Linked DNA regions of Homo sapiens: region 1 is linked to region 2. A link is a contact called in ENCODE Hi-C data. All regions are on one chromosome and are shown on one strand. Each heading gives the region's core, a stretch centred on a gene start or an enhancer-like site at or near the end of the contact. The rest is flanking DNA. Distances are from core to core; before and after follow the strand shown. Region 1 holds the start of ARHGAP10 (Rho GTPase activating protein 10). Region 2 holds the start of ABCE1 (ATP binding cassette subfamily E member 1).

Region 1 (6,913 bases), core at 1,097-3,596, 2.6 Mb before region 2:
AAGCATGATTACAAGTTATGTTTCTTATGCTAAAGGACGAGAATCAAAATGAGTAAGATACTAATTCACAAATTCAAGAAAGTCTACAGTCTGGAGGAAAGCTGACATCTGGCCCCCCAGATGCACTGGCTGCTGCTGGAACCTAACGCATGTGTCCTGATGGCAGGAAAGCTAATATGCTGTCACAGAAATAGCTTTCTACCAGTGGCCAAACTGGCTTTGCCCTCTGCCTCTCTCCACACCTCTCTAGCTCCAGAGGGAACTACTACAACCAATGAGAGAGAAGGTACATTCTCCCGGCCACTGACTCTGGTTAACATCAAGTTACAGAAAGAGTCCTCAGTCCTCATTCTCTCGTGTTCACTCTGCACCCCCGCTCCCAACTCCTCCTTTCTATGCTCACTCCTCCATATGTATAGGCGCCCCCCTACTTCCCACCCAACACACATACCAGATGCCAAGGGCCTGGAGAGCCCTCAACCAAATAAGCCCACTTGTCACATGTCCCAGAGTCCCATTTCTGATTCAAGCAGCAGAGACTTAAAAACAAAACAAAAAAACCCTAAGTGAGTCCCAGTCCTGATTTTGCAACACCAAAGAGGTCAGAGAACCAAAAGGAACCTTGGAGATCATCCAGAGAAGTTGAGTGACTTGCCTCCAAAATTACAGGGATGGCTCACTAAATTCTTCCCACAGAAATGTACTTCAACTTATTCATTAAATGCATATTTACTGTACCAGGCACCATGCTGGGTGCCCGAGACAGTATAATCAATATGTTTTAATCGCCCTTACTGAAAAATGGGGCGGGGCGCGGTCGGGAGAACAGTGAGATGGGGGATTTTCCCCAGAGGTGGTATCTACAAACAAATGTACAAGGGACGAATACCTAAGGCTGAGAATTACTGAACTGAGAATCTAGGTGAGTGATGAAGGCCCTAAGAACCCAGCCCCTCAAGGCTGGATACTGCCCAAGTCCCTGTCTGCTGTATGGACAGGTCTTTTAAAGGGGGAAAGGGGACATTCACCGCCATCCTCCGAAGGGGTTATGGATCCAAGGGATGGTCAGGCTGCCCAGCTCCTCACTGGGGCTAATTCCGCCCCATTTTCCAGTAGCATCACTAACTCAGTATTTCTGCATGAATTTTGGCCCCTTCTCTCCTAGAAAGACTCTCCTCAACTACACTAAAATACAGTTATCTCTCCTGTATCTCGTGTCTTCTTCCGAGTTTAAGAGACAGAAGTTCAGGGGAGGAAGGCACCAAGCCTAACCGGGGTGGAATTCCCTATTTGCAAGCAGTGCCCGCCTAGGCTAGAGGGCAGGCTGTCCGCTCACCCTTCCAAACCCCAATCTTTGAACCCTCCTCAGCACGGCAGGGGAGGAATGTGCGGAAGCAGCATAAAGCCAGGTGGACTTTCTGGTTTGGCACGTGAAGGACCTGGAACAGGACTGTCGGGGAAGATCAGACAATGAGAGGGAAAAGGTGAAGCTTAAGGGGACTCTGGAAAACTCAACACTCCCGCAGGGTTTCAAAGAATCCCCAAGAAATTTCTTTTGAGAAGTCACAAAACAAAACTAGGCAAACAGATGCCTCGGTTTTGTAAGAGATTGTGAGTAGCTTTAGGCAGCAATGAAACCTGACTCCGGGCCAGGAGTGCCTAGGGTCGGTCCAGCGGAGCGCGCATTCAGCGAGGGGTGTTCGGCCGGGGCCAGGCGGGGCCCAGGCGGGGCCCGCTGGCAGCTGGTTCCCGCCGCCGCAGAGCCGCAGGGGCGGGAATGGGGACTCGCCGCGCTGCCTCGAGGAGGAATGATTCCAGGGACCCCCCGGGGTTCCGAGAGAGCTGGGCTGGTCCGGAATGAATTCCCCGTTCCTCTGGCTGCTGGCCCCGGACACAAGACCCTCCGTCTCCTGCCGAGAGAGGCTCCCCCAGCCGCCTCGCCACGCCGCAGCCCGTCCGCGCCCGCGTCCCCGCTTACTTTTCGTCGCAGCGATGAGGTTCTTCCCGTCCTTAATGAGCTCTTTGATGAACTTGTTGGTCCTCTCGAGTTCCGCTTCGTGAGCGCGGATCCTCTCCCGGAACCACGGGCTGTCGAGGTAGCAGTCGCTGAACTCCAGGGGCTGCAGCCCCATGACGGCAGCGGTCGCTGCGCGGTGCGCACGGCCGCGCGCTCCTGCCCGAGCCGAGCTCCGAGGCCGCTGCCAGGTGCGGCGCCGCGCGTTCAGGGAGCACAGAGGAGCTAGCAGGCCCGGGCGCGCGGCGAGCGCGGCACGGACATGTCCCGTAGAGCCGAGTCCTGCGGCGCGGAGGAGCTGCCACCGAGACCAGCGCTAGCTGCGGCGCCCCAATCCCGGCAGCCCCCGCCGAGCTCTGAGCGCCCGCGGCCCCGCCCCGCCCGGCCCCCGCGCGGCAGACACTCCCCGAGGCGCCACCCGGCCGGGCCCGCGCTCCCGCTCGTCCCCTTCTCTTTCCTCCGCCTTCCTTCTTCCTCCCTTCCCTTCCCTGGACGCCTCTTCCTTCTCTTCCCCACGCGCAGCTGCCCCTCCTCTTCCTTCCGAGGCGTCCTGGGGCTAGAATTTCGCCCCGCGGCTCCCCTCCACCCTGGGCGCTCTCCCCTCCCCTTTGCTTGGGCTCCCGGGGCCGGGGTGACTCACAGTCGGCTCCCCGCTGCACGGAACCCGACCGGGACCGAGAAGGAGCGTCTTAATTGCAGTCGTTAGTCCCCGCAGGCGGGCGACATAACTCTGAAGTGGCTGCCTTGCAGGAGATGATTAACTCATTTATCTCATTTATCCTGGGACGCCCCCAACCCCGAGCTGGGAACGAACTCGCACAGGGGGCTCTTTTCCTTATCCCGGTTCCTTTCCCAGTTTAAAGTGAGATGCGTGGTAAATCTCCGCTTGAGATCGAAGCCTTACAATGGCAAGAGCGTTTTCTTGGTGGCCCAGCAGCTCCTATTACACTTCTCTGCGTATCCGCACTAAATAACTTAGTTGAAGAGAGAGGGCTGGCTAAACCACAGAAAAGTTGTTTCTGTTGTGTTCAGCACATTAAATTTGCTGGGGTAGGTGAAGACGATCTTTATTATTCTAAAAATAACTACCGGAAAACATGCCAGGTAACGTGTGGTTTTCACCGCGTGGGGGTGACGATCAATGAGAATTTATGTCAGTGCCCTCAAAAAGCCTATTTTGTGTGTTATGAAACAACTCCAGTGTGTCCCAAAAAAAGTTAGGCATTTTAAAGTATTAAAATGTATACCTTAGGCCGGACGTGGTGGCTCACGCCTGTAATCCCAACACTTTGGGAGACGGAGGCGGGTAGATCACCTGAGGTCAGGAGTTGGAGACCAGCTGGCTAACATGGTGAAACCCCGTCTCTACTTAAAATACAAAAAGTACCCGGGTGCGGTGGCACGTGCCTGTAGTCCCAGCTGAGGCAGGAGAATCGCTTGAACCCAGGAGGCGGAGGTTGCAGTGAGTCGTGATGGTGCCACTGCACTCCAGCCTGGGCGACAGAGCGAGACAATGTCTCAAAAAAAAAAAAAAGTATTTCTTAAAAAAAAACACTAATAGTTCATTAGAGTAACGTTTCATAATCGCAATTTATTAAGCAATTATTATGTGCCGGGCACCCACTAGGAACTCCATACATCTACAAACTCGCGATATAGACTTACATGATATGATGGTAATATTAACGAGAAACTTCAAAGTAATTCCTCAAGACGTTCAGACTCTCAGCTGGGTAATTAAGAATCTGTTTGGACAGCATGTTGTAGGAGGGTAACCCTCCCGAACAAGTTAAATAAGCCTCCTACTCAATAAGCCCTTTTGTTACAAAACAGCACCAGGAGTGCCTAACCCACAGATAAACATTATTACTCTAATGTCCATCCTCCAGAGAGTTCAAAGTGTTTTACAAATAACTTTTAGGCGGTGAAAGCTTCAGTTCCTACTAAAACCAGCAGGAGACTGGAGTCTACAGAAAAGAGAATAAAAGAGGCAAATAAAGGGGAAGAAAGACAAGAAGAGAGGGGGTGTAAACAAAAATGAGGGCCTAGCGAAACAGCCAAGCACTGACCACACTCAATCCTCAGAGCAGAAACCCAAACCTTTTCTCATAGAGGGGCTGCTGAGACTTCTTCAATATTGAACATGGAGGTTACCGTGTGACCCAGCAAGTCCACGCTTAGATATATACCCAAAAGAAATGAAAATATATGTCCACGCAAATATTTACACACAAATATTCATAGCAGCATTATTCGTAATAGCCAAAAAGTAGAATCAACCAAAATGTCCTTTGTCAGCTGTGTAATGGATGCACAAAATGTTTGTCCATAAAATGAAATATTAATCTACAATAAAAAGGAATGAAGTACTGACACGTGCTACGGCACAATAACGGTGAAAACGTTATACTAAGTAAAAGAACCTAGCTGCAAAAGGCCAATACTATCTACTTATATTAAATGTCCAAAACAGGTAAATCTATAGAGGCAGAAAGATTAGTGGTTGCTAGAGACTGGGGGATAGAGTGGAGGGTATATGTAGTCAGGAGTTTATTTTCAGGGTGATGAAAATTATTAATATTTTTATTTTTCATAGAGATAGGGTCTCACTATGTTGCCCAGGCTTTTCTCAAACTCCTTAGTTCAAATGATGCTCCCACCTTGGTCTCCCAAATTGCTGGAGTTATGGGAGTGAGCCGCCGAGCCTGGCCGAAAACAATTTAAATTTACATTTTGGTAATGGTTGCACAATTCTGAATATACTCAAAATCACTTAATTGTATGTGATAAATGGGTGGATTTCTTTTGGTCTGTGAAATATATCTCAATAAAAAATTTTTTTTAAGATGAACTACTCTAGAACTGCTTCTCCTTTACCACATTAGACTTCAAGCCGTAAAAACTCTGGTTTATTCAGTGTGCCCAGTTCTTTAGATATTTGGAGAAAAAAAAAAGTTGTTTAAAACAATGTCAAAACATCATAAAAAATATTACTTATCACTTCACACACATGTACACCCAGTGTTAAAGAGCTAGTGAATATGAATCTTAATTCATTACCAAATAGGTCCACAATAATTACCATGAGTGGAGGGGCCTGATTAATTTTGTTTTATTCAGCTATGCCTATGCAGTGTCTGGTATACAAGTGATCAGTAAATGTGGAATGAATAAGTATAACTAACTGAAGAGAAATCTCTGTACAGTGGACAGTGGAAAGATAGATATTTAGTAGTTCCAGCTCCAGCTTTACTACTTAACAGTTGTGCAACCTTAGCAAAGGTAATTTTCTGTAAACCTCAGACTTACCATCAGTGAAATGGAGATGATGACATTGCAGCTGCAGGTTGCTTGAGAAGATTTAATGAAATTGTGTTTGTAAAGTGCCTGCTGAAAATTATGATAATAATGAGACTCAAGGAAGAAGGAAGTGTGGAGGATGGGCTGAAGAGAGGGATGAGGGAGAGGAGGAGACAGATTACATTCCATCAATGTGGGAAAGATTTTCGGGGCAGGAGAGCCCTTAAATCATGGTTTTAAACCATGTAAGACAGAACTCAAGAAAAGTGGCCACAAAAGCAGATGCTACTGAGTTTCCAGGTTTCATCTTAATTAATCAATTATTCCCACAAATATTTACTGATCATTTATATGTATTAGGCACCGTATTAGGTGCTCATGATGCAGCAGCACACAAAACAGTCCTCACCGTGCTTTTGGTCTCTGGGGGAGACTGGCCTCATCCCAAAAAAAAAGAAAAAGAAAAATCACACACATATATATCCAATTGAAAATTGAAGCACCATGCAGTTAAAGTGAAGGGTGTGTGAGAGATTATAATTGGAACACCTGATGGAGATTGGGGCTGGGTCAAGGAAGGCCTCATTGAGGAAGTGATATGAAAATGATAATTTAATCAATGACCAGGAATATCAGTAGGAGTTAACTGTTAAATAGGGGTAGGAACAGAGTAGTACAGACATGGGACCAGCTTGTGCAGGCCCCTGAGATGGCACACTCAAGAGATGAACAGGTCGGTGGCTGAAGCCCAGTGAGAGAGACTGGCTCACAACTATGCCAGGTGGTGGAGGATAGGCAGGGTCAGATGGTGCAGAGCCTCTAAGTCTTATTTAGGATTTGGGACTGTATCCCAACACTGTTGGGAGCCTTTAAAGAGTTTTATGCATGTAGTAAAATGATCCGGATTGTGTTTTCTCTCTAGCTGCTGTGTGGAGAATGGAAATCCAGACAGAAGGTGGTTGGAGTTGTCTGGGCAAGAAATGGAATAGCTCAATCCTCCAAGGTGACCCTCCAAGGAAACAGCGAGAAATAGACAGAAATGAAGTATATTTTAGAAGGAGATTCTGGGACTTGACAATAGCCTGGATATTGGAAATGAGGAAGAAGGGGTCAGCGGTGGCCCCCAGGCTTGTGGCATGGTAAGTTAGGTGGATGGATATGCCACTTACTGAAAGGATAACATGAGGTAAGAAGCTGTCATGGCAGTGTTGGTGATGACTGGGTTGGAAGGATGCGTTTCAGTATAAACTCATGAAATGTTTGAGATGCCTGGGAGACATTCAAGTACTTAAGTCATGTAGGCACTGACACCCAAATGGCATTTTTATGCTTTACTCAGTGCTTGGATTAGTTAGGGATTTGAATCAATGCAAGCTGGTCAAGTTTCAGTCTACATGAAATAGAGGTTAACAGATAGGAAACCTTCCCTTGATGTAGGTTCTGCTGCATACCATACTGTAGTTTTTGTGTTGTGATGACTCACAAAGTACCTACCTGTAAAGTTAAATATGGGTCTACTGAATCCTTGGATATGTTTCAGGTTGTGAGTCAGAATTAGGTTCAGACACATTATAACAGAAAATCCAAAATCACTGGTTT
Region 2 (6,401 bases), core at 1,814-4,313:
TCCAACTACTCTAGCTCTTGTATGGCTCCAGCTACATTGGCTCTTTGTTGTTCCTAGCACATGCCAGGCATGTTCTTGCTTCAAGATCTTGGCACTTTCTGCCTGTAATGCTATTCCCCCTAGAGAGTTACATGGCTTACTCCTTTCAATCTTTACTATTTCTCAGTGAGCCTTTTGTAACTACACTACCACAATATACACTACCGAAAAATACACCCAACTGCCTCTTCATCCTTCTTTCTTGCTTTATTTTTCTCCCTAGCTCAACTATATGACATACTATATATTCCATATATATATTTTTTTTATATATATCTGGTGTATATGCACACATCTATCGTGGGTGTGTGTATGTATATTGTCTCTCTACAAACACATACACATTTTTCCCCTCCCCAAGTAGAATGTACTCCATCCATCATGAGGGTAGGAATTTTTGTTCATTCCAGTGGCTGAACCTGTGCCTAGCACACAGGAGATCAAGCATTTCTGCTAAATGAATGAGAATATGAATTTAAATATAGTAAATAATTTTCCTGTAGGTTATAACAACTTTAGAAATCTTGCAAGTTACCAATATTTTATAGTGACAGTTGTCCACTAAACTACATACTGAAAAAAAAAATCATTCAAAAGGAGACTAAATGTTCATGTAATAAGTACAGGGTTATTCCAATAAACAGGTTGACTCTATTCCTCTAAAAACTGGTCCAGGTCTTGTAAAGATTAGAAGAGGAAGAAATTAGATGGCTTGAATTGTCACAAAAAAGCTATTATTCGGGAAATGACAACTTCCTAGGAAATGAAGATTCTTCAGCAAGCTATTAAAACTGGACACCATGCATTCTAATTTAAATACTGAATGCCTTTCTACAATTACTCAGTGAAAGAGCATAATGAATTCCCCTCCAGGGGATAAATCACCACGAAATTGCTTAAACTTTATTTCTGTTAAACTACTAAAATATTTAATTTTTCAAACTATTTTAAAAACCAAAAGACTGTAAAAGACAATTTTTTAAAAAGACACAGGGATCTTGCTATGGTGTCCTGGCTGAGGGCAGTGATCACAGGACACTACAGACTGGGACTCCTGGGCTCAAGGGATCCTCTTGCTTTAGCCTCCCGAATAGCTGGGACTATAGGTGCATGTCACTACCCTGGCTTGATTTTTACAGTAGAATAAAAACATACCAGAAGTGGTTAATAAACTGATTTATATAAAAATAGTGATAAATTGTAATGCATTTAAGAAAAATGAACATGGATTCTTTGTAGAACTGTTAATTAACTGTGTGAACACTTTTAATTCAATTTCTGTATCAGTTTCAATAATTGGGGCAAGGGGATTCCCTACTTGTTTTTCAATAGAAAACCTAGGCACAGTAAAGCTTGGAGAGGAAGATTATAGTTAACAGGCTCCTGCAAACAAAGAAGGATTTGCGGATATTTCAGATTCGAAGACAAAAGTGTTCAAAATTGACACTAGAACAATGACCCTCAGTGTCATTCTTACAGCTGAGAGGAAAAAAGGAAGTGAGGAATACTTAGAAGCATTTACAGTCTAAAGCCAAAATAATTGTAACGCTGTGTAAAAGCATTTCAAAGACTGCTGTTAACTAATGATGTTTAGTATCACATGAAATAGTCTAACCCATGCTTATTGTAGTTTATTAGTCTTACAAAACACGTAGAAGTTAGGAGTGGTACACGGCTCTGATTTCAAAGAGTTTTAAGTTTAAGACATTTAGAAGAACTCTAACTTAATATTGTTTTCTCCCCCTCTCTCCCAATTGTTAGATGCTCTTCCAACAAACAAACAAACAAAAAAACTCCCTTTTTTAAAATAGGGGAGAACTAAGTTCTCAAAAAGCTCACAAACCCCAAACAGCTTTTGGTTCAAATACAGGTTCTGAGCCTTTGGTTACACTAACAAAGTATTAGTGTCAGGTGGCTGGTATACAATGAATATTCTCAGAATATGGGACAAACTACTGCAACATAAATGCCACTATCATAAATGACTAGTTAGCAGTCCTGTTGGGAAAGAGTAAAAAAATAAAACATGTTATTTGGACAGTTCTTCCTCTTATAGATTTTTACCATCAAAAAAGAGAAAATAAGCTTATGTAGTTAATGGGAGGTGGGAATTCGGCTTTGGCTGTCATTCATTCACAATACGTATTAAATGCCTACAATGTACGAAGCCCTGAAGAGATAATAAAGGTATTCTGAGTAAAGACATCAACCTTGATCTCAATGAGTATTAGATACAATAAAAGGAAAAACGGGTAAGGGGAGAAAGTGCCTAGTGCTACAAAAGCGTACCAAAAAAACTATAGGATTTCTACTGGGAAACTACTTGGGACAACCCCAGTCATAGCTGCGTACACGCTGTTCTGAGAAAAGCAGAGTGACATGTGGGCATCATTTCTATAAAGCCTGGGAGTGGACAGCGAGTATTCGACTTCATGGCGGCAAGATGCCATGACTCATTCCACTCAACAAAACGTGGAAGCCACGACTTCCCACAACCAAATATGCACATGTGACAATATATCCATTTTGGGTGCTGGAGGAGTGTGGGGGTACTAGAGAGTGCTGTAAGTTCTAAAGGTGCCTTCCTCTCCAGCAGGTTTAGCTTCAGGGCGGGAGTGGGGTAAAGGGGGAGTGGAGACTACGGCATCTAGGTCCATTCTCGAAGTCCCTCGCGGGTGTGGCAGGCAACAGCGGCGACAGCCGGGTCGGCTGGAGGGGAAGACCGAGGCGCCCCCAAGCTCTCGGCGTCGCCCGCGCTCCATCAGTTCCAGCTGTCCCGCAGGAACCGCTGCCACGCGCTGCTGCTGTCTCCGCCACCTAAGGCCTAACCAAAGGCTCTCGGAGAACGTCCCTACATTCTTTCCAACCTGGCAGATGGCAGCTAACGGCCAAACCTCTCCGGGCTATTCACGTACCTGGAGAAAACGATCCCCTTGCGGAGGGGAGCACAGAGGCCAAATCAGCTCTTGCCTTCACTTTTCAGCCACACAGCGTGTTCTCACGGCCACCGGCCAAAATGGCGGTGCCCAGCCGCCGCACGCGCAAGCCATAGGACGTAGTGCGCGCGCGCGACATAGAGCGTGAGGCGGAACCCTGGAGGTAGGTAGGGAGATATGACGTCATTGAGCTGCGACCCTTGTTCAACGCCGTTGGCGAAGCCAGCTGCTGGAGGTGCCGAGAATCTGAGTTTCGGCAAGCAGCCAGGTCTGGAAACTGTGAGTGTGTGGGCTTTTCTCCGACGTCGAGCGTGGTCCTAGCGTAAACAGATGCATTCGCCTCTCCGGTTTCAATCTTTTTTTACGTTTGCGCTTTCCTCAAGGCCGGTGGGTCAGGAGTGGAGCCTTAGTCATTCTAACGCTGGAGGTGTCAGTAGGACCAACAGAGTCTGGTGCCGACACGGCTTACTGTTGCGCGCTCTTCTAGGCCTCAACTTCCTCTCAACTGTGTGGTCAGTTCAGGGCCGGGAATCCAATCTTTTCCGAGCTCCATATTTTATCCACTTGGTGGCGTCCAGTCCCAAGTCCGGCAGTTGAATTCTGCCCTAAAGATGGGCTTTATTTCTATCTTTTTTTAGGTAACAGGACATTCAGTTAGTAATGATGGTTGCAGGTTGAATAGTCTCGCCCTAGATCTCACCTAACTTGCAGGCAAGTGACAACTAGTTCATAACTGAACCTATTCATCTGTTTATTCATTCAGTAAATTACTTATTGAGCGTTTAAGCCTCAGGCCTTGCCAAAGTTTACAGTCCGTTGTGTCTGCCGTTATTTAGTAAGTATCAAGTGCTTGTGTGCCGATTAAAGAACAACTTCGGATACAATGGGAGGTGTCAAGGAAACGGTATGCAGAACTATTGCACCTATTTTGAATAGCATATATAACAATGTTCAGTAGCAGTAACTGCGCTACCAAAGCAGTTTTACATATTGTTCACGATCCAGTATTGAAGTGTTTTTTCACATATGAATAGACTTAGTAAAATTAACAAAAGATGTGAAAGATGAGGTCAACCTTTTTAGAATGGGCCAGTTATTCACTTCAAAATCTTGAAGCCATTTTCCTGACCTTATCTTCTATGGTAAGAGCATATGTAAGTGAACTTTTAACATTTTTTTCTTATTTTTGTGCTTTTTGGGACAGTGTCTTGCTCTGTTACGCAGGCTGGAGTGCAGTAGCACGATCTCGGCTCACTGCAACCTCCGCCTCCCAGTTCAGGTGATCCTCCTGTCTCAGCCCCCCTGGGACTACAGGTGTGTGCCGCCACACCAGGCTGATTTTTTGGAATTTTTTTAGAGACAGGGTTTCACCATATTCCAGGCTGGTCTCGAACTCCTGGGCTCAAGCAATCCACCTGCCTTGGCCTCCCAAACTGCTGGGATTACAGGTGTGAGCCACCGGGCTGGGTCTTAAATAAAACTTTTGACAGCTAGAGGGCAGGTATGACTGTTCTCTGCATCACTCAATGAATATTTAAAATGAGGATCTTAGTGGGGTGATGGGATCACACCTGTAATCCCAGCTACTTGGGAGGCTGAGGTGGGAGGATCGCTTGAAGCAAGGTGTTCAAGACCAGCCTGGGTAACATAGCTAGATCCTGTCTCTAAAAAAAAAGGAATTAAGTAAATAAAATGAGGATCAATATTTATATATTCCTAGAATAAAAGTATTTCAGTCTGACTTTTCTAGGGCTAAAAGTCATTTGAATTTTCAGGCACAGAATTATAGAACTGCATAGCATTGTAGAAGTAAAAATCATCAAGTGAACCTCTTTAACAGGAGAGGAAATAAAGCCCAGACCTACTCAAAGTCTAGGCTGATTAAAGGAGATACTGAAGCCAAAACTTTGATTCTGTGCTCTTTTGACTACTATAGCTCACTGCTTTGCATATCTGGTCATATGAAACAAAACCTGAATTCCTAAGATTTTTATTTATTTAAAAATAGAGATGGGGTCTTGCCATGTTGTCCAGGCTGGTCTTGAACTCCTGGGCTCACATGATCCTCCTGTCTCAGCCTCCCAAAGTGTTGGGATTACAGGTGTGAGCCACCATGCCCAGCCCCTAAGATTTAAATTACAGTGATTTAATTATATTAACTGCATTCTTCAGAATAAATGATTAATGTCAGGGTATATGAGTTCCATTAAATTTTTCTTGGTAAAAAACTTTTGTAGAAAGATGCCCAGTTCCTGATACAATGTGTGCATTCTTGTTTTCTACATAGAATATTTTAAAAATGACTACACCAAACAAGACACCTCCTGGTGCTGACCCCAAGCAGTTGGAAAGGACTGGAACAGTACGGGAAATTGGGTCACAAGCTGTTTGGTCACTCTCATCTTGCAAACCAGGTAAAAACTAACAAACAAAAAAGCTGTTGGAAATAGTCACTTGCAGTTTCCTTGTACAGGCATCTCCCCTTATCCCAGGGGATACATTCCAGGACTCCCAGTGGATGCCTAAAACCATGGATAGTACTGAACCCTTTCTATATTAATACTATGTTTTTTCCTATACATAAATACCTGTGATAAAGTGTAATTTATAAATTAGGCACAGTAAGAGATTAACAATAATTAATAATAAAATAGAACAATTATAACAATAGAAGTAATAAAGTAATAAAAGTTTTGTGAAAGTGGTCTCTCTCGCTCTCAAAATATTATATTGTACCCTTCCTCCTGCGATGATGTGAGAGATAAAATGTCTATGTGATGAGAGCGAGTGAGGTGAAGAATGTAGGTGTTGTGATGTAGTGTTAGGCTACTATTAACCTTCTGACAATACTTCAGAAGGAGGAGCATCTGCTTCTGGTGATTCTGGATCATCAAGCCACGATGATGTTGATGATTGGATATCAGGAGCAGATGATGTTGATGGCTAACGGTCAGGTAGTATACACAGTGTGGATATGCTGGACAAAGTGGTGGATGTGCTGGACAAAGTGGTGGATGTGCTGGACAAAGTGATGATTTATGTCTTGGGTGGGATGGAGCAGGATGGTGAGAAATTTCTTCACACTACTCAGACAGTACACAGTTTAAAACTTACCAATTGTTTGTTTCTGGAATTTCCCTTTTAATATTTTGAACCATGATTGACCAAGGGTAACTGAAACTGCGGAGATGAAACTGCAGATAAAGATACTACTGTACACTGGTCTGATTTTAATATTCCTTTTGTTTAGATGCTTTATTTTAATTCTAATGCACTGAATTTTTTTTTATCATATATCTCTGTCCAATTTCTTTACTATTCCCTAGTTAGATTTAATTACATATGTCATAAGGTCTTCTCTTTTCCTCCTCTATCTCTACTATGATTCAGTTGTTATTCATTTATTTTTTTTGGCCGTTTCTCTCA

The links. Hi-C counts contacts between places; a loop is a spot of excess contacts on that map. Pooled maps may share reads with other maps.
Region 1: a loop to region 2 is called in a pooled map, with 12 times the contacts of the local background. The contact joins the promoter of ARHGAP10 here to the promoter of ABCE1 in region 2. A Hi-C loop is called at or near these places in 5 of 50 pooled maps.

Annotation. Positions count from the first base shown.
Region 1 is chr4:147,727,521-147,734,433 of GRCh38, reverse strand. ARHGAP10 (Rho GTPase activating protein 10) reads right to left here and starts at 2,346. Exons shown (of 23, transcript NM_024605.4): 1 at 1,979-2,346. The coding sequence starts at 2,132. RefSeq lists enhancers at 302-431, 1,560-1,629, 950-1,842, 1,843-2,735 and silencers at 1,740-1,819, 2,130-2,649.
Region 2 is chr4:145,094,973-145,101,373 of GRCh38, reverse strand. ABCE1 (ATP binding cassette subfamily E member 1) reads right to left here and starts at 3,063. Exons shown (of 18, transcript NM_002940.3): 1 at 2,955-3,063. ANAPC10 (anaphase promoting complex subunit 10) reads left to right here and starts at 3,178. Exons shown (of 5, transcript NM_001256706.2): 1 at 3,178-3,254; 2 at 5,263-5,389. The coding sequence starts at 5,275. RefSeq lists enhancers at 2,752-2,831, 2,180-3,051, 3,082-3,341, 3,422-3,471, 2,605-3,804 and 1 more.